Regions from separate parts of the Homo sapiens genome. Here region 2 is linked to region 1. The links are chromatin loops, found by intact Hi-C in ENCODE. Cell type or tissue: IMR-90. All regions are shown on one strand. Each heading gives the region's core, and the rest is flanking DNA. Links, peaks and the distances in the headings are about the cores only. Region 1 overlaps KCNJ6 (potassium inwardly rectifying channel subfamily J member 6). Region 2 overlaps KCNJ6 (potassium inwardly rectifying channel subfamily J member 6).

What was found. Hi-C counts contacts between places; a loop is a spot of excess contacts. Peaks named below come from ENCODE experiments on the same cell type or tissue, not always from the same donor. Only the 100,000 strongest peaks of a DNase experiment are listed, where the experiment ranks them.
Region 2: it touches region 1 in a loop (4-fold over the local background); 4 of 110 quality-filtered maps call a loop at or near these places.

What each region holds. Positions count from the first base shown.
Region 1 is chr21:37,850,131-37,860,803 of GRCh38, forward strand. All of the region lies in intron 1 of KCNJ6 (potassium inwardly rectifying channel subfamily J member 6), which reads right to left. Among named protein-coding and RNA genes, the nearest start is that of KCNJ6, 61 kb to the right of the region's middle. RefSeq lists an enhancer at 5,174-6,791. In IMR-90, for the core only: no CTCF peak of the experiment used is centred there; DNase peaks (open chromatin) are centred at 5,581 and 6,041; H3K4me3 peaks cover 378 bases; H3K27ac peaks cover 2,333 bases.
Region 2 is chr21:37,782,481-37,793,153 of GRCh38, forward strand. The region is part of intron 2 of KCNJ6 (potassium inwardly rectifying channel subfamily J member 6); the gene reads right to left. Among named protein-coding and RNA genes, the nearest start is that of KCNJ6, 130 kb to the right of the region's middle. In IMR-90, for the core only: no CTCF peak of the experiment used is centred there; a DNase peak (open chromatin) is centred at 5,191; H3K27ac peaks cover 623 bases.

The DNA.
Region 1 (10,673 bases), core at 4,030-8,029:
GAAATCCCTGATTCCTTTTGTTTTTCTTTGTATGACGTTCTTTCTTTTATTTGATCAGAGGTAGGTTGCGGGGTGCCAGGGGTCAGGTGGGACTGATGATAGGGGCAGGATGGCAGGCCCCAAGGTAAGGCTGGTTAGTTACTCTGACATATAAGGGATACTTAGAACAGGGGTCCCCAAACCCCAGGCCGTGGACCAATACTGGTCCGCGGCCTGTTAGGGACTGGGCCACACAGCATGAGGTGAGCAGTAGGTGAGCATTTCCACCTGAGCTGCACCTCCTGTCAGATCAGCAGTGACATTAGATTCTCACAGGAGTGCGAACCCTATTTGAACTGCCCATGTGAGGGATCTAGGTGGTGCACGCCTCATGAGAATCTATTGCCTGATGATGTGAGGTGGAACAGTTTCACTCTGAAACCATCCCCACCCCCTCCTCCTGCCCCTGGTCCGTGGAAAAATTGTCTTCCATGAAACTGGTCCCTCATGCCAAAAAGGTTGGAGGCTGCTGATTTAGAAAATAATCACCCGGCCCAGCAGCTTGACCCTGTTTTAAGGAGTCACTCAAGCCCAGTGGTGAGTTTGGTATGGTCACTAGAATGGCTTACGTTTGTCTAATGATGCAATGTTGTATTACGGAGCCCCATGCAAAGGTGCTGTGGGGGACTCTGGTTACCATGGTGCTCAATTCTCTCCTGCCTTTTAACTTATGCCTATAACTTCAATTTAGAGGAATGAATCCTAGGGAAGCTTAGGGTTATGCATGCTGCTGTGGGACTATTTGTCATGCTTCACCTTGAGAACTGGCTGGGTTGCAGTGAAGAGTAATTGATTGATTGATTCATTCATTCATTCATGGCTCAGCCTGTGTGCATCTGTGAAAACACACAGCCTTTGGGAGGGCCGTGATCAAGTTTTGTGACAGGAGATTTAAGCCTAAACTGCCTAATACTGTATAACCCATGTGGAGCCCCTTAATCAGACAGGGAACCCAGTGGGGCATGATAACAGCTCCTTCCCAAGCCAGGCCACTCTGGTCACTATCAGTATCCAGGGAAGTGGTGTGGTTGCCTGTTCTCAAAACAGGATACTATCCCTGCTGAACTCTGCCACAGCATTGTCAATAGGACAGCAGAGAGTCCCAGTTATTGGAATAACCCCTGGAAGCCAGCTTGTTCCCTACGCATGCAAAAAAGTGTAGGGTGCAGAAAGATGTGCTTCTTCAATCTCTCATCTGTGTCAATAGTTATAAAAGAAACTAAGTCAGGGGAATATTTTTAAAATGTTCCTTTGAGAAATTCAATTTTATAACCAAATGTGACATTTACTGGGGCTGGAGACTGAGGAAAATTTACAGATGGAAACTGTATTATTTTCTTGTGCTTCTTGTCGTGTGTTTTCAGCTTGAACTTCTGTTTGGATAGAGGAGGGAAGGGACAGAAGGTGACCCCTTTGTTAGGTATCTAATAATTGATTCTCAGCAACAGAGATCTCTGAGAAGGAAAATGAGGAACACCGTCCTAATCTCTGTTGTTCTTTTATCTCTTCTTTTTTTTTCTCTATTTACAGTTAATTTCTTCATTTCAGCTTTGGCAAAGATGATGCAGATTGATTTTTTTTTTCCTATTCCTCTCACTAAGCACAACAAAAAAATCCTGGACAATATATATGACAAACTTAAGTTGACTCTGAAAGGTGAATAGAGGAAGCCATACCAGCTAGGGACCTTGATATCTGAGGAATAACATGGGAGTGAGCTCTCTGAGTTCTTTTTTTTTTTTTCTATATTGTTTATCCCTGACTGGATACTGGAGATGTTAGCAAATTGGAAATGTCAATAGATGCAGACAAAAATGCCCCAAGCTTGAATTCTTTAGCCAAAGACCTAGGAGAGAGGTAGTCTAAGAAGACAGAAAACCTTTGAACAATAACCTCTGTAGCCAAACATTATAGAAAAAACAGCAATTCCACCTGGAAAGCAAAGGCTGGGTGGGGAGCTTTGGCTCCCACTCTTATCAGGTGTAATGCTGCACCCAAACCTGTTGTCAGGATGGTGTCAGGGAAGACAGAGTGGAGATTCTGAATTTTCCTTCTTGCTAAAGGACAGTGAGACTCCCTGGAGACCATATGGGGAGCCTGGTCCTCCACACGGTTCTGGTAATAATGAGGTATGTCTCCCCAGAGCCACAGGGGAGGTATTAGAGGAGGGCCAGTATAGAGTCAGGATATTCACTGCCATCCAGCTGTAACAAGGTCACTCTTGCAAAGTGTTGGTGGAGACCACCACGTGAGAAGTAGTAATGAGGTGCCCCCTCCTATCCCAGCCAGGATGGTGTTGCTGGAGACCCAGTAGGGATCCTGAGCCTTCATTACCATCCAGCAGTAAAAAGGATGACACCTTACTAGTGAGCAATGAGGTGGTTCCCTCCTTAACTCACCAGAGTGATGTCAGAGGAGTCCTGCTATAATACAAGATTTCAATAAGATCCAGAATCTTATAGTAACACCAAAAATGCTTAGGTTTCAGTAAAAAATTACCTGTCATACCAACAGAAAGAGCTAAAACTGAATGACTAAAGACAAATATCAACACTGATATGACCCAGATTTTATAATTATATAAGGAACCTAATGCAGCCTGAAACAAATGAAGAAAAGTGCTAACAAACAAATAGTAAGCCTCAGCAAAAAATCAGCACTTATGGAGAAGAACTGGAAAAAAATTCAGAACTAAAAATTTTAATAACTGAAATAAAAAACTCAATCGATGGGCTGAACAGCAGGGTGGGTAAGACAGAGCAAAGAAACAGTGAACTTGTTGATAGAACAATAGAAATTATATAATCTGGACACTAGAGAGAAAATAGACTTAAAAAAATGAACAGAGCCTTGGGAACATGTGGGGTTGTAACAAAAGATCAAACATTTATGACACAGAATATCAGGAGGAGAAGAAAAAGAAGATGAGGCTGAAGAAAGTATTCAAGGGAATAATGGCTGCAATTTTTTCAAATTAAAAAAAAAAAAAAACAACTACAGATCCAAGGAGCCAAATGAAACCCATGCAAGAAAAACCCAAGGTAATTCACTCAGAGACACATGATAAACTTCTGAAAACTAAAGAAAAAGAAAAAAATCATGAAAGCAGCCAGGGAGAAGTAGTGCATTATCAATAGGGAAAGGTAATTCAAGTGACAGAGGTTTTCTACTTAGAAACTGTGGAGGTCAGAACAAAATAGCATAACATTTTTCAACCACTGGGAAAAAAAACATTTTCAGCTCAGAATTTTATAGCAGCAAAAATGTCTTTCATGAATTAAATGAAAATCAAGGCACTCAGGCATTTTCAGATGAAAGAAAACAAAGAGAATTTGTCACCAGCAGACCTACCCTGAAAGAAAGGAAGTTCTCTCAACAAAAAGGAAATAATAAAAGAAGCAATCTTGACACATCTTAGAGGTAGAAAGAACATGGAAAGAGAAAATATATAGGCAAACACAGTAGACTTTTCTTGAGTTTTCTAAATTATGCTTGATGGCTGAAGCACACATTATAGCATGGTCTACTGTGATTCTTAATATATGTAGAGGAAATATTTAAGACAACTATATTTTAAATAGGGGAAGGGAAACGAATGTAAAGGGAGCTAAGATTTCTATGTTTCCCTTGAATTGGTCAATATTAACAGCAGTAGTTAAGAGATACATATATATATGTATATATATATATATAAATTACATTGTGTATATATACATAAACACAGAATGTAATTCCTAGAACAGCCACTGAAAAAGCTAAACAAAGAGATATATTCAAAAACACTATAGATAAATCAAAGTTGAATTTTAGAAAATGTTGAAATAACCCACAGAATTTCAGAAAAAAACCCCAGAGAATCACAAAACAAAAAACAAATAGAAAACAAAAAATTAAATGGCCAACCTAAGCCTTAACATGCTAATAATTATATTAAACATAAATGGTCCAAATACACCAATTAAAAAACAGAGATTAGCAGAGTGTATAAAAAGCAACTCCAACTACATATCATTAAAAAAAACTCACTTCAAATATAATGGTATGGGTAGATTGAAAGTAAAAAGATGGAAAAAGATGTACCACACAAGCATTAATTTAAAAAAAGTATGGCAATATTATTACACAAAGTAGACTGCAGAGCAAAGAAAATATGAGAGATGGAGAGAAAAATTACATAATAATAAAGATTAAATAATGGAGAATATTACGTTAAGTGAAGTAAGCCAGGCGCAGAAAGAAAAATATATGTCCTCACTCATACTTGAGAGCTAAAAAATTGATCTAATGGAGTAATGAGTAGAACGGTAACCAGAAGCCTGGAAGGATCAGGAGGCAGATGAGCAAAGGTTGGTTAGTGTATACAAAAATACATTTAGATAGAAAGAATAAGCTCCATTGTTTGATAGCACAGTAGAATGACTATAGTTAATGATGCTGTGTTGTATATTTCAAAATAGCTAGAAGAAAACTTGAAATGTTCCCAACACAAATGAATAATATATGTTTGAGGTGATGGATATCCCAAATACCCTGACTTGATCATTCCACATTGTATGTATCTATCAAAATATCACATGAGATATTCATAAATATGAACAACCATTAAGTACCAATACAATAAAGGTTTAATCAACCAAGAATACATAGCAATCCTAAATGTGTATGCAACAAACAACAGAGGTGCAAAATATGTGGAGCAAAAACTGATAGAACTGAAAGGGGAAATAAATCCACGAATATAGTTGAAGATGCCAACACCCTTCTCTTAACAATTGTTAGGACAACTACAGAGAAAATCGGTAAGGATACAGAGAAAATCAACATCATCAACCAACAGGATCAAATCAATGTTTATAGAATTTGCCACACAACAACAGCAGAATACACGTTCTTTCCAAATGCCCACAGCATATATACCAAGACAGACCTCAACAAAAGAATTGAAATCATACCGAGTATGCTCTCTGATCACAATGGAATCGAACTTTTAAAAAATAAAATTTTTTTGGTTTCTTTTCTTCTTTTTCTCTTTTTTACTTGTGCCACCCCCATGTTTGCTTCCTACCAGTCTAGCATGTCATTATTCTGAATGCTGCAGTGAGGTTGCAGTTCTTCAGAAGTTTTTGGAGTACGATGTGGTTTTCATGGCTCAGAGTTTTAAAGAAAAGGGAGGAATGGACTCTCCATTCTCTTTAGCTTCTTTATTGGAACACTCTCTCTGATCTTGGAGAATTAGCATAACCCTCACATCGCTCTATTGTGACTGTTCTTGGAACCTTTCTATAGAATACTAGAGGAAAGAGGAAGATAGTTAGATTCTGAGTCTGTGTCATGGAAGATGGATTTGCATCTTTTGTGCAGTTTAAACAGTTTTGTGACAAAAAGAATTAAGCAGAGCAGAAAAAATAGCTTTCCTTATGAAATCAAAAATCCAACAGTAAACTTCCAATTCAGAAGGCAGAAGTCAAGAATGACTGCATCTGCTGGGGGCCCCTCTCTCCCCCGGGGACCAGTCATTGCAGAATCATGTCCTTTGTTTATATCATCCTTTTAGCACTGCCGAGCCAAGAAACTCAGTTCTGCTCAACCGTGATGAATATTTTTCCAAAACCACATATTCACAATCATGAGATTCTCATTGACAATTCTGTGGTTCCTAATTTTTTAAAATATCTATCTGTGAGGAAGAAAAAATGACTCTCTCCACTTTTAGCTATAAGGTGGGCTATTGGCCAAGCACGGCCAGGGGCCTCTGTCCCTGACAGGCAGCAGCTGTTCAGCCTCCCTGTCCCAGAGCACAGCAGAAGGCAGGGGAGAGGGGGTGGAAGCAGGATTCAGGGCGCTCAAGGCAAGAATTCTTTCCCAAGGCTTTATCCTCCCTGGGACTGGGTGCTAGGGCAGATGGTGCTTGCATTTTCCATCACTCAGAAAGCCATGGCCAGAGACAGGAGGGTGGGGAAGGGGAGGGAAGAGGTCCAAACATCATTTCCGGAAGCTCTTCAGATTCCCTGCATTTTAAAATCTCGTAATTCTTCTCTCTGAATACCACAGAGCCAATGCCATACAATGTTGTGGCATTTGCTGGGCCACATTCCCTAGTGAGATGGGAGAAGAATTACTGTGCCTAAGGCAGCAACCAGCTTAAACATTTTCATTTCCTTCTTAGCTCTTCCACCAGGAAATCCTGCTATCATCTTCCTTGTCCTCTCCCTACTCCTTGCTGTTCATTTCTCAACTCTGTGATTTTGTGCTTCCGGCCTTAGTCAGAGCCAGCCTCTCTGTTCCTGGTTCTCTATGAGAAGGTGCCTAGGTTCCTGCCTTGATGAGCAAGTCAAGACTGTGGACTAGGTGAACTTCAAGTCAGTGTGGAAAATGCCCTTGCTCTCAGGAGATATACACTCAAATACTTAGGGCAACATATCCTGATGACTATAACTCTTAAATGGAGAGAGAGAGAGAGAGAACACAAATAAAGGAGGCAAATGTGACAAATGTTTACAAACGGGGGGATCCAGGTAATGGGTATATCATGTGTATTATATTATTCTTGTGGCTTTTCTACAGATTTTCCATTTTTCAAAATTAAAAAAAGATAAAAAATCAGTATGGTGAGTGTAAACTGCTTCCCCTAAGCCCCAGGTCAGAACAATGGCCTCTGACCTGGGGAAGTTGTATGGTTTGGGTATTGACCTGGCTGGATGTACCAGTTACTTGGTTTCATTCCAGTGTGTGATGCTCTTGCATGGTTCACCAGGCCATGCTCTGGTAGGAGTATCGAATGGTATCCCTAATATTTTAAATGCATTGCTTGTGGCTCTTCTGAGCCTTGAGGTGCCGATACTCCAATGAAGACCCACTGAATCAAAATCTCTGCGGATAAAAGTAAATAATATGCATTTCTTTAAACCATTCCTATGGATAGATCTAATTTTAAGATGGTAAGACAGAGACTTTTGTCTCCTTTGGAAAACAGTAAAGATACCAAGAAACTGAAGGAAATCTTCACTTTTGATGCAACTATGAAATGCCTACAACCTCAGAACATGTATGTAGAGGGAGGGCTATTGTTACATGCAGCAGAAATTGGGCCAGGATAAAGGTGGTGAGTGAGAAACGATGCCTAGCCCCAGAAATCTATGGCAGAGCTGGCTGCCCACAGCCTTCTTCATCCTGGGGGCATAGTCAAAGCATTACCAATGTTTAGAGCAACAAGATGAAGATGTGGTACTGGCTATGAGAGCCTTCCTGGACAGTGTGTGATACCACAAAGGGACTGGAGGAAGCAGAGAGACAGAAGAAAATGCTCAGATCTGCCATTTTGCAAAGGGAATCTTTTTGTGTGGCTGAGTGGAAAAGAAACTGTGGACAGTGAGCAGCTCTGTGGCTGCCAACCTTTGTTAGCTGTGTGATGTAAGGACTAAACCTCTGACAAAGCCCGGAATTAGACAGAACTTTACTCTAGCCCAAGAGACTTCTTGCTCTGTGCTATGCTTCCTGGGCCCTTCTCAACACTTCCTTTCACAAATTACTGACCCAGAAAGAAATCCCCTGTTTCATGAGGAGCCAGCAGTGGATCTATCCAAAATATTACAGGAAAAAAAAGACAAGCTGGAAGCTGAACAATGACCTAGAAAAGTAAGGTGACTAGTAAATGGTAAAGCAAATATAGAAATAGTACAGTGAATATAGTAAGTGAATATTGAAATAGAGGCCATATTTATTTAGAAAAAAGAGAAAGACACTGATGAAAATATAATCAAGGACACAGAGTGTAATTTGAGAAGATAGAGCAAAATAAAAAGAAAATAAATATCAAACTGAAAATGACAGACATGGAAGACAGAAAAAGATGATTCAACATATATAGAGTTTGTATCCTAGGAGAAGAAAACAGAATTAGCAGAAAAATATTTAGATACATCATTAAGAAAATTCAGATTGGCCAGGTACGGTGGCTCACGCCTGTAATCTCAGCACTTTGGGAGGCCGAAGAGGGTGGATCATGAAGTCAGGAGATCGAGACCATCCTGGATAACACGGTGAAACCCCATCTCTACTAAAAATACAAAAAAAATTAGCCAGGCGTAGTGGCGGGCGCCTGTAGTCCCAGCTACTCGGGAGGCTGAGGCAGGAGAATGGCGTGAACCCGGGAGGCGGAGCTTGCAGTGAGCCGAGATCTGGCCACTGCACTCCAGCCTGGGCGACAGAGCAAGACTCCGTCTCAAAAAAAAAAAAAAAAAAAAAAAAAGAAAGTTCAGATTAAGCTCAATTCTTAATATTGATAGAGCATGCTAGGTCCTGGAGGGGAAAAGGGGATTCATGGGCACTGATATATATCCTAATATAGTTACTGCACTTCAGAGAAAAAAGAAATAATTTTACAGGCATCAAAGCATAAAGGGCACATAGAAAAGGGGAAAAACAGACTATCTTTAGCCTTCTCTCTAGAAACATTCAACAAGACAATGGGATAAGATCTAAAGTCTTTGGGAAAATAAAGTGAGATACTACAGTTTTATACTCAGCCACACTGGTGTTCAAGCAAAGAAATGCCTGAGAGATATCTTAAAGATGCAAGCACTCAGGAATGAAATTCTCCATGGGTTTTTTTTGAAGATATCATAAAGGGAGCTATAGAAATATAACTTAAGGGAATAAAGGTCAGCACTAGATGAACTAGGAATAACAGCGTAACCAATTAAAACCAGGCAGGGAAGGTGAAGGAGGAAAGAAACTACATGAAAATAGAAAATCAAAGAATCTCAATTTAAACATACTTTATGGTAGGGAGACAAAAGTTTCTGTCTAAAGAACAAAGATGTAAGTACAGTATATATTATAGAAGAACAAAATGAAACTCTCATTCTACCGAATTTACAAAATTGCAAATTGCAACAAAGCAAAGCAAACAAAGAACACAAAATAAAATATGATAAAGAACAATAAACATATTTTTAAGATCTAGAGGCTTCATGGAAAACAACTTCAATAAATAAAAGACCAAAATATAGCAATAGGTAATTACTATGGAAAAATTCCCAAGATACATTGTTAAGTAAAAAAGCTATTTATAAAAGAGAATATATGGTAGTGTTCCACTTATGTTTAAGAAAGCATACATATATATTTTTTAAAATTTTATAAGATGTATAACTAAGGACACAAAAGCACACATATGTGTGAGCATATGAATAGGATATCTCTGGAAGGATACACAAGAAACTCATAACAGTGGTTGTCTCTGGGATAGGAAACTGAACTGGAGTCTAGGAAGGGTTTTTCATTGTCCACAATTTTAACTATGGGCTTATATTACTTTATATATATATATATATATATATATATATATATATATATATATAAAATACTTAAAAAGCTCTACAGATGATTCTAGCCAGCACTGGGTGTTGAGCAGCCCCAGTTTTTCATTCCAGGGCTTCTGACAAGCTAATGGTAGTTGTACTGTATCTCAGTGGTAGGGATAAAGTGATGATTGCTATCTCTGTTTCATGTGGGTTTTGGCAGACCAGCAAAGAATTTCATTGATTTACTTGTGTCTGAAATTTCTTGATTTCAGAAGAAGGTTACAGTCAACTAAAAAAACATAAAAATAAAAACAAAAGCCCAATTATGAAGTTATAAAGTACTGGGGCTTTGGGTCTTCTAAGCTACCACTGATACTTTTGTCTTCATGCTAGAATGCCTGCATTTCAACTCCTCTGAATTAATAGAATGGCTTCTTAGCGTATCTCCTGGATTCTGACCTCTTTGCCTTTCAGTTCTCCCTCTTTCCCACCTTTACCCTGCTGGTCCCTTGCATCATGACTCCTTGTGGGCACTCCACAAGACACCCCGTGCCCTGGATGCCCAGAGTAACATGGCCCCAAGACACATGCTGCAGGTGGACAGGTCACCCGGTGCAATGGCTATTTCCATCTTTGCTCCTGTTCTTCCCCAGGCAGGAGTAATCCCAAACCCACCTGCTGCTCGGTCCTACACTGATTCCTTTTTCTCCTGAATCCTATTTTACACCCAGGTAATAGCTCATAATTTAGCCCTTAATTGTTCTCCAATTACCTTATCGGTGATAATTTTTCTCCAACTTGAGTTTGAGCTCCTTCATGGGAAAGACCATGGGGCTCTGTGTTCTAAGCCGATCCCACATCTTATGGCCTCCCACCATCCTCACAGCTACTAGCTTAGCTCAGGCCACCCTCCTTTCTCGCCTGGTCTACGCCAGGCAGGTCTCCCTGCTTTTCCTCTTGGGCCTCCTGTGGTCTGTTCCCTATATGGCAGCCAGAGCCATCACTGGCTTCGAAGTAGAAATAAGCTGACTTATTTCCCTGGCTTAAAACCCTTTCCAGCACACTTGTGATAAGATCTAAGCTTCAGGTGGCATGGAGTTCCTGCAGGATCTGTCCCTAGGCTCCCTCCACCCTCATTTCCCAGCCTTCTCCCCATCACTCACACTGCAGTCTTTGACTTTCTTGCCCAGTCCTTCCCCGGGGCCATTGTACTTGCCAGAAAAGCTCTCCCACTACCCCCCTGGAGTGGCTCTCTATGTCATATCATCCAGGTCATGGTTACAATGTCACCTCTTCCAAGGCCTTCCCTGACACCATATCTAGCATAGT
Region 2 (10,673 bases), core at 3,422-7,421, 68 kb before region 1:
GGCCACGCTTGCTGACTGCAACCTCTTGGTCCTTTGTCCTTTCTCCTGGGGCTGGTTCCCCCGTGTGGCTTTCCTCCTTCATGGCCACAACTCCCTCCACCCAGGGGACCCTAATTCTGGTTCTCCAGCCACCCTATTCATTTTTGCCTCATATTCTAATCTATGCAACAGAAAATCTGTATTGCTACTAACTTTATCAAGGAAGAAGAGGGTGGACAAGTCAGGCTGTGGCCCTACTGGGGAAGTTGGACACCTCTTTTCTAGTTCTTGCCTCTGCCCTTGTCCACCTAAGTGTGGAGCTGGATATTTATCTACACTCAGGTGCCCAGGGCAGTCTGGATTATGCCTGTTGTCTTGGTGTAAATATTAATATTACAAGCTCTCCCTTTCAGTCTGAAATGTGACCTGATTTGTGTGATAAATTACATGGTTGCCCCATCTTGACTCACCTCCCAGTTGTCTGAATTTGTCTTAGTCCCCAAACATTTTAATTCCAGGCTGACTTCCTCCTGCCACCCGGCCCACCTCTGAAACCACCTCCCTGAATTATGGGATGCCCAAAAGACTGTCAAGCTCAAATCCTTAGTTTTACAGAGGAGGAGGCTGAGTTCTCAAGAGGTTAGGATCACACAGGAGTCAATGCCATGACCAGGCCTTGAGCTCAAGAATCCTGACTTCACCCAGCGATGCTTTCACAAGACTCACATCCTTGATGCACGCTGAGGGAGATGCAGAAGCTAACCACGGATGAGGGCGTGCATCAGCAAAATATCTGTGTGGTTTGGCTGTGTCCCCACCCAAATCTCATCTTGAATTGTACTCCCATAATTCCCATATGTTGTGGGAAGGACCCGGTGGACAATAATTTGAATCACAGGGATGGTTTCCCCTATCCTGTTCTCATGGTAGTGAATAAATCTCACGAGATCTGATGGTTTTATCAGGGGCTTCCACTTTTGCATCTTCCTCATTTTCTCTTGCCACCACCATGTAAGAAGTGCCTTTTGCCTCCCACCATGATTCTAAGGCCTCCCCAGCCACATGGAACTGTAACTCCAATTAAACCTCTTTTTCTTCCTAGTCTCGGGTATGTTTTTGTCAGCAACATGAAAATGGACTAATACACCTTGCCAGCCTGCAACCTGAATACCTGGAATTCTGTAATCTCTTGTTAGAGGGTATCAATTCCCTGCTTGAAGTCTTTGCTTTTGTCATGAATTGAATGTTCAAATTCATATGTTGAAGCTCTAACCTCCAGTGTGGCTGTGTTTGGAGATGGGGCCCCTAAGAAGGGAATTAAGGTTAAGTGAGGTCATAGAGTGGGGTCCTGAGCTTTTAGGATTAGTGTACTTTAATAAGAGACACCAGACAACTCTGAATCTCTCCTCTGTGTGTCTGTGCACATGCACCGAAGAAAGACCATGAAAAGACACAGCAGGAGGTGGCTGTCTCCAAGCCAGGAAGAGACTGCACACCAAAAATCCATCAGTTAGCATCTTGATATTGGACTTCCAGCCTCCAGAACCATGGGAAAATAAATGTCTGTTGTTTTAGCCACTCAGTTTGGGGTATTTTGTTATAGTGACGTGAGCTGACTCCTACAGCTGTGTCCCATTGAGTCCACCTCTTTGTGGCATTTAAGCCCCTCAACATGCACTCCCTCCCTTTCCTGTGGTCTCTCATGCTCCCATCCATGCACCATAAACTCTTCTCACTACTCACTCAATAGGGCACCGATTTTTCCAAACTGTGTGCCCGGCTGCACGAGTCTTGCTGGCTTTTTATGACCCTCTACCCTGGAGCCATCTCTCCCAGCCCCACAAGTTAAAGTCCCACCCCAGGCTAAGGCCTGGTTGCAAGACTGCTTTGTCCAAAGGCCTTTCCCTGCCCTCAGCCAGACCGAGCCTTCTGCCTTGGAGGCTGGAGTAAGCTGGGTGTCACAAAGCCATGAGCAGTGGGTTGTACATTGTCCCCACAAAGTTCATGTCCACCTAGAACCTCAGAATATGAACTTATTTGGAAATACGGTCTTTGCACATGTTATAGGTATTTGATTTCACACCTGTCTCCCAGGACAGATACCTCAACCTGGATAGCATGGGGCCTTTCCTAGCTCCCAGCACCCCATGAGCTTGCAAACTGTCACACTGCACTGAGTCGAAGTGAATGTCCCCAGGCAGCTCTCTCTTACCACCCCTCTGCTTGGGGGCCCAGCGGCTGGGTCTGTGTTTCACATCATAGAGTCTGTGCCTGCCTGGCTCCTGGGATGTGTGAATTGCTGGCAGAGCAACGTTAGAATTCCTAACAAGCACCCCGGTTTCTCCATCTGCTTGTTATGACTTGTCTCTTAGAAATGCTCTCAGGATTCTCATAAAATGGTTCTTCCAGGAGAATTTAATATTTTCCTCCAGAATCTGTTTGTCAGCTCTTTGGAGCCTCACCCCTCAAGGGTACAGGTGGCTCCGAGCACAATTTGGAGAATGTCACAGAGATTCATCTCCTAAGAGCCCCCAGACTCGTGTCTGCCTGCTTTTGAGAGCAAGTGTTTTAAGTAGAACTAGAGGAGCAGAGGAGGGACCTCAGGTCACTGCAGAGCCTCGGGAGCTGCACAACAGCTGACAGGAGTGGATTCACTTGTGAACAATGTTGCCTGAGATTCCAACAGTCTCCTGGGAGTTTCAGAGACATTTGTGGAGGCTGAGATCCAGCATGGGCCCATGAGGATGAGAACCTGAGGCTTCAGGTTATCACTGTTAATGTGACTTTTTGTGCCCAAGAAGTGGGAGGACCAGGAAAACTTCCACAAGTGAGTTCTGAGAATTATAAAAGATGTTCAAAACTCATTTAAAAGAAGATTTTAGACAAGCACTGCTTAAGCTGAGGAAAAACCACCTTGTCTGTAAGTAAACCACGTGGCAGTTTCCAAAGGCTCACCGTGATCCTCTTATCACTGACAGGCATCCATGTCTTAATGCCTGGGAATGACATACATGGAAACTGTATTCTCAGTGTGTTGGGTTTTCATCATTGTTACATGCTGTTGATATGTCATTAGCACAGAATAACAAGTGCATTAGTCAGGATGCACTATTAGCAAGTAATAGTATCCTTCATTGAGTGTCCATTCTCTGAGACAATGCACAAATGCATTATCAATATTATTTCTTCTAATCTCCAAAACAAGTCTTTGAGGAAGGTTTATCCATTGCACAGGTGCAGAAACTGGGGGTCAGAAAAGTAGTGCCATGGTCTGAATGCCTGTGTCCTTCCCCCAATTCGCACATTGAAATCGTCATCCACAAGGTGATGGTACTAGGAGGTAGAGCCAGAGATTATTGGATCATGAGATTGGAGCCTAATGAATGAGATTAGTGCCTTTATAAGATAGGCTCAAGGGAGCTTGCTTACCTCTTCTACCATTTGAGGACACAGTGGGAAGATGCTATCTCTGAGTAAGAGAGGTGGCCCTTTCCAGGGACAGAATCTGCCTTGATCTTGGACTTCGGAGCCTCCAGAGCTGTGAGAAATAAATCTGTGGTTTATCCGTCCCCCAGTCTAAAATATTTTGTTATGGCAGCCTGATTGGGCAAAGGCCTGATGAGGCCTGATCTGGTCCTACAACTCTTTACAGCCTAGCCCTCCAAGTGGTCAATATTAATCAGATGAAGTTGGTGTTGACACAGAACATGAAGCCTCTTTGCCCTCCTGGTGATATGATGCTTCCTGTCTTGGTGATAGGATGCTGACCCACTGGCTACTTAAACTAGAAATATGAGCTTCCACAGGGAGGAAGGGTTGGGGCAGAGGGTATTCTAGAAATGTGCTCAGAACTCAGGTGGACCAAGTGACAGAGGTTGGCACTTGAACCCCATGTGCTTCTTCCTGTTGGGGCATCCACTTGGGGATCCCAAGACAGATGAGTAGGCCCCTCCTCTTGGATATGCCACCTACAAATTCCATGAATGTGGCTTAGAATGGAGAAGACTGTCAGAGGCCATCTCCTTTCAGAAGAAAATAAGGTGCCTCTGGACACTGTCGTGTGCCCCACAATTCAGCTGAACAATAGGCCAACAGTCATGAGTGCAGCTACCCCGATTGGTGGCCTCAAAGACTATATGCAACAAATGGTTCCACTTTTCTGCTCTCATCTCTGCCTGGCTAAGGCCACCTGTTGTTCTAGCATGGAGGAAAGAGACTGAGTCTTACAGCGAGATTCAGCAGAGATTGGCTCTTGAATTTGCTACTTACTAACACCATGGCCCTAGACATCTTATCTAATTTCTCTGAGTCATGGTATCTTCATTTTAAAATGGGGCCGTTGTGAGGATTATACCTGACCAGATACATAAAGTTCCTAACACAGATCTTGGCAGAAAATAGGGACTCAGTAAACCATGGCTTCAAGTTTTAGCTATGATTGTTTAGAGTTACTTTCTCTGTGTCTATATTCTATTTTTCCAGCAGACAATAAATTCCTTTAAAGCCAGGCACTCCTCTGAGCCCCTCACAGAGATTGCTTTGCACATAGTAGGACCTAATAAACACATTCCCCAAATCAGAGTTGATGTTACTCATTTTTACTTTTGGTCTCAGTTGACCTGGATTCTGTTCTCTTTTGTCCTCTGAATTCAGGCCAGCATCTCAGAAAATAGTTTAAAAAAAACAACAAATGAGCAGGGGGTTAGAAATTTGACATCTCCCGTAGACTGTGAAACTAATTTGACATCTCACATAGTCTGTGAAACTGATTGACTAGAGCTGTATAAAAACTTGCCTGGAAAACTTCTTAGGAAGAGCTGAGACTTGAAGGAACTGGGGGTAGAGGGGGCTGAATAGTATAACAGCTTCATGTTCCTCAAGGAGCTCTACATCCCTGGACACACAGTGATGCCCCATGACACCTTTTGGGAGGCTGGCCAGGGGTCATACTCACTCTTCTTTTAATGGGGATCTCATAATACATGCTGACTGTTTTTACAGTGGGGCACGTCAAAGAAAGGCAAGAAACCTTATTTTCTTCTGAAAGGAGATGACCTTTGACAGTCTTCTACATTCTAAGCCACATTCATGGAATTTGAAAGTGGCATATCTGAGGATGGGTCTGCCAATCTGCCTTGGGATCCCCAAGGACATGAATGTATTTGTTTGGGAACTTGAAGTGAATTTCAATGGACACAGTCATGCTGGGAAAAAACAGACAAGGTGCTGACTAATGCCATGGGAATCTAATACTGATTACTTTTGAAAGCACAAGGGAATGGGCCTACAAAAAAGTCAGTATACAAATCTGAAATGGAGTTAGAAAGAACTGGAAAAGGAAGTATGAGAAATATTAATTAAAGTTACAAGTTTGAGACTAGTCATGGAAAGGTCAGAAATGTTTTCTTTAAGGTCATGGTTCCATCAGTAGTGACTTTAATTAATAATAATAGGGTTGGAGAACCTCTACCCTTATCCCTGCACCATTACCATCTCAGATAGGAAGATATCTTCTTTAAGGTCATGGACAGAAAGCTAATGGGATTATGATCTGGCTTTCATATTTTTCAAGTACCTATTGTGTGCAAAAACCAGAATTTGAGAAGGAAGATCTGTTATTGCTGAAGGCATTTGCTCATGGAGTTTTAATACCAGTCAGTGGTTATTGATCACATAATGAAGCAGTTCATGGATTTCTAGTTTTCCTCCAGAGTTCTGCATTACTTTTAGACAAATTATATTCTTCAAAGTACTTGTCATTCTTGCCTTGATGAAAGGTGAATCTATGAAGATTTAACAGAATTTGGGCCCAATTCCAGTAGCTAGCCATGGAACATGGAGCTTCTTTTTGATCTTTTTGATATAGTGTATGATGTTCCCTCTAATTTTCTTTGGGAGTGGTTACTAATATAAATCAATAAAATACTGATTATAATGTCCTTCTTATTCGTCCCCCCACATTTGCTCAGCATACTTCCTATAATTTGACCAATGTGCCTGTGAAAGATTGTAAAAATGGCCACAATGCTCTTATACCACTCTTCATATTTATGACCTGTGCAATGTGGCTTTACAGATGTGTTCAATAAGAGACAGTTCTGTTTCCCCATCCCTTGGATCTGAGCTGACATTGTGATTTTCTTTGGCCAGCAGAGTGTGGCAGAAGTGAAAAAGGAAGGTGTGTCAGTTCTTTTCCTTTCTGAGAAATCTGCCCAGGTGCCATGTGTATAAGCCCAGGCTAGCCCATTTGAGGATGAGAGACCACGTGGAGCAGAGATAAGCCATCCCAGCCAGCCGCAGCTAGCTTGATCACTGACCTAGACGCATGTGTGAGCCCTGCCAAGACTAGAAGAAGAATCGCCAAGAGGAGCCCAGCTCAAACTGCTGACTATTGAGTGACTCATTTTTGGGATGGTTTGTTATGCAGCAAAAGTAACTAACAGTACCTAAGAGTGGTTTTCTGTTCTCTATCAAGAGCCCCCTTTAGGAAAAAAATGACCGGTATTGTAGAGTCATCATCGAAAAGATTGAAGCTTCTTCTGGAAGTTTATTATTTCACTACTCTCAAGACTCTTTTCCACAGTCTCCTCTCTCTTACTTCCAAGTCTTCCTTGCAGCTAGGCATGGTCATGGAATGTAAGTGGAAGTTGGTCAAAAAATTCTTCTTGAAAAAGGGACATGTATTTTTTTGTACTCTTTTTCTCCTTCTTCCTACTAGAGATGCAATTCCTGGACCACACAATGCCTTTACACCCTATTTATGGAGTGAATTGTGTTCCCCCACATTTACATGTTCAAGACTCAACCCCCAGTGTGACTGTACTTGGACATAGAGCTTTTAGGAGGTAACTAAGGTCAAATGAAGTCATACGGGTGGGGTCTTAATCCAACGAAATTGGTGGCCTTATAAGAAGTAGAGAGATCTCTTTTAGGAAAGGCCATGTGAGCATGTAGCAAGAAGGTGGCCATCTGCAAGCTAGAGAGAGAGAGCCCTCATCAGAACCTGACTATGCTGGCACCATGATCTTGGACTTCCAGCCCCTAGAATTGTGAGAGAATAGATTTCTGTTGTTGAAATGACCCAGGCTATGGTATTTTGTCATGGAAACCTGAGCAGACTAATACACCCTCTGAGATGACACACTTGAGGATGAAAGGTTAACTTGTTAAGGTTAGCATAGATGAGAGAAAGAGTCTAGGTCTTCGACGGCATCCTTGCACAGCTGAATCAATACCAATCACTTCTACCACCAAGTTTACATTGCATGGAAAGCATACTCCTCCCTGTGGTTTAGTGCGCTGTCGACCAGTGTCTCTATTACTTGCAGCAGAAAGTCCTCCTAAGTCATGCAGATAGATATAATTCTCCTCTAGGTGAGAACTTTAGGTGTCTTAGGCCCCTTTGGACACATATGCATTAGTCTGTGGTTTGAGTGGAAGGTCAGTGGCTCTATACACTTGATAGCACTTGTGACTTCAAAGGCCGCTACATACCCAGGTGTGTGAGTGATAGAGTTGGGGGAAGAGCCAGAGATCTATGCAGGATGGGGAAGGATCATCGCGAACTTCCAATGAGTTTGGGATAAAGTAAGGTCTAGTCTCAGCTCTGACCAGTCTAGTCTGTCTTTGATGGGTCAGACTCAAGTGGTCCACAGAACTCATCCCTTCAAGGCTAAATGTTACATTCCATGTTTAAAGACTCTGTTGCATTTGAAGTCAGCATCAATCTTAGTGCTTTTTGGGGCACAGGGTTGCAACACTTTGAATTGTGACTAGGAGATATGTTTTCTTCAGCTTTGGCTGCATCAAGGAGAAGATACAAATTTCTTAGATGCGGATCAAAGGAAGATGAAAAGGAAATGGAAAAAGCAGGCAGTAGGGGGGCATCTGTCTGTCGTTTACCACCACACAAAACTAAAAACCAACAATAACTAGCATTTATTATTGCCCTCTTTTTGCCAGGCAGCAATACCGAATACTTCCCATGAATTGTCTTATTTAGTTCTCAAAATAACCCTATGTTCCAGGCACCATTATTATCCCCATTTCATAGATAAGGAACCTGAGGTTTAGAGAAATTAAATAACCTTGCTTAAAGTTTCACAGGCCTCAGTGGGGGCAGAGTCAGGATTAAAAGGCCAAGTGCCTTCACTCTGCGTAGGTTTTTATAACAAAACCAATCGATTTAGAACCAGTGTGGATTTCTGCTACCTGTAGGGGACCTATATGTGACTAAGGGACTGTGACTATAGTCTCTGCAAAATGCAAGAGTGATATCTTGCCAGAGAATGTCTTCATTTCTGCTCCTCTTTTGCAAGGATTTGGAGAAAACTTTGTAAACAGGACTGAAACAGTAAAGCTAATCACATCACAATCACATGCCCACCGTCCCAAAGGATCATACTGGTGTTTGCTAATGGGAATCCTCCCTGTTCAAAGTTTAATACCTCATCCAAGGGCTCCACAATTACATTTCCATTACTTCCCACTGTTTATCACAGTTGGATTGCAAAAGCCAATTTACGTTGTGATTTCTCCTCTGCTAGATCTTTACCATCTATTTTTAAATTTGTCTCACAATCCAGCTGGGCGCTTCATCCCAAAGTGTTGGCTCCATGGTGCTGTTGGAACATTGGCCCTGGGAGGGACCTTGTCCTCCAGCCACACCGTGTCTGCTGGACCAGGCATGAGGTCATGGGAGGACCTGCGTCCTTGAATACGTCTCCAGCTCCTTCTCTCTCCTCTGGGGCAGTTTCTGATTAACCTTACATTTGGGGGCATTTAATAAAATAGATTTCCTTGTGTATTGTAAAAAGAAGAAAAATGATAGTGTTACTCTTGAAGGTCTCTGACCTGGGGTTTGTGAACCAGATTCACCCTGAGGAAAGAAAAGCACTTTCATCATCTGACTATCCCCCGTCACAGTTCTTGTGGTCCATGCAGGGGTGACCTGCACATTGAGCTGGGGCCAGGTTTGCCGGGGCTCTGGGAGAACAAGCACATTGTCCCCTGACAAGAGGAAAGAAAGGTTTCAAGAGCCCCTTTAGAGATGGGAGGGCAGCCTGGGTCAGCAATATTTTTGTTGGCACAATCTTAGTTCTAATAAAAGAAGGAACCAGCGTACATAAAAGAAAATATAATTCTAGAATGATTTTGACCATAGCTGTCTGATATTTGAAGAGGTTTTCTTGACGGGAGATTTTATTGGCCACCTGTCTTCCTTTCTAATAGTTCTCTAAGGTGGCAGGTGAATAAAATATGCCTGCCAGCATTGCTTTCCTAATCTGTTGGCAAAGATTGATTTTTTTTTTAGCCTGCTTTAAAAATGTTCTTTTTTATTGATGCATAATAGATGTACATAGTTTCAGGGCACATGTGATAATTTAATGCATTCATATAATTTGTAAAGATCAAATCAGCGTACTTGGAATATCCATCACCATAAATATTTGTCTTTTCTTGATGCTAGAACTGTTCCAATTCTTCTCTTCTAGCGATAAAAATGTTGTTATATCCTCCCACCTTATTTCCTTCAAACGAATTGAGCAGGGTTTTTAAATTGATATTGGAGAGATGTGACTTTCTCCATCAGCGGTCCAGTTGTAATGTGGTCTATTTAATTGCTAACGAATACACAGAGGTGCACATTCTCCTGGGCCAGTAGGTTTATCAGAAGACAGAATAAGAGAAAGAAAGTGAAGAAATACTTCAGCCCATGGGCTGCAAATGCTTGTGCATCAGCTGCAACCCTCCTATCTGCTGCTTTGTGGTCAGTTAGTGGTGTTTTGGCACAAGCTTCAAGTCTCCAGCAAACCCTGCCCATCTCTAGTTCAGTGGATCTCAGTTCATATGCTGGCTGGGCCACTAGCTGCCCAAATCAATCACTACACTAATTATTTTTGTTTCCTTTAAACTCAGTTCCCCTCTCTGCATTTATTTCTGTGGCCGACTGTGAAAAGCACAATCTCTCTCTTTGCCCATTTCCTTGAAGATCAGGATGTTTAAAATTTTCCAGCAACAAAGCAAAACTTTATGCAATATTATGGGAAAAGCACAGATTCTAGAGTCCAGTAGGGTAGGAGAGGAAGTAGAGGGAGCAAGTGGCTGAGATTTATTGAGCAACTACTATATGCTAAGGGTTGTATGCTTATTGTCTCATCCACTCCTCATAGTAGGCTTAGTTTACATTGGCATTGTTTTGAATAAGGAGCGGGAGTCTCAGCCAGGGTAAGTCACTTCCCCAATATCACACAGTGAGTCTAGGGAGCAGATCTCTGTGACGAGATCTGCCCATTTTAATCAAGGGGCGTTTTCCAGTAAAGATTACAGGACAGAAGGCACACAAAAGCACACTGGTAAGCTCGGAAGCACTTCATGAGAGTTAGTTGCTGTTGCTTGCTACGTGTACATTCTGTTGGTTCCTGGAAGTTCTGCTACTTCCACTACATAGATTGGTCAAGGCCCTGTGTTGTGTGAGGCTTGGTCACAAGGTGAGTCAGTAAGCCATGAGGCCCCTCCTCTAAAGATGTACCAGCTAAGGGTGCTCCGGGGGGACTCTGATCCTAGGGCTTGTCAACTCCATGTTGAGACCTCATCAGAACCTGTATAAAGTCATTCTCTCTGTGTATCAGGATAGGATGGCCTAACCCTGATGAAGCTGGAAGGAATTTAGAGTTAGAAAATCTTCATGGTTG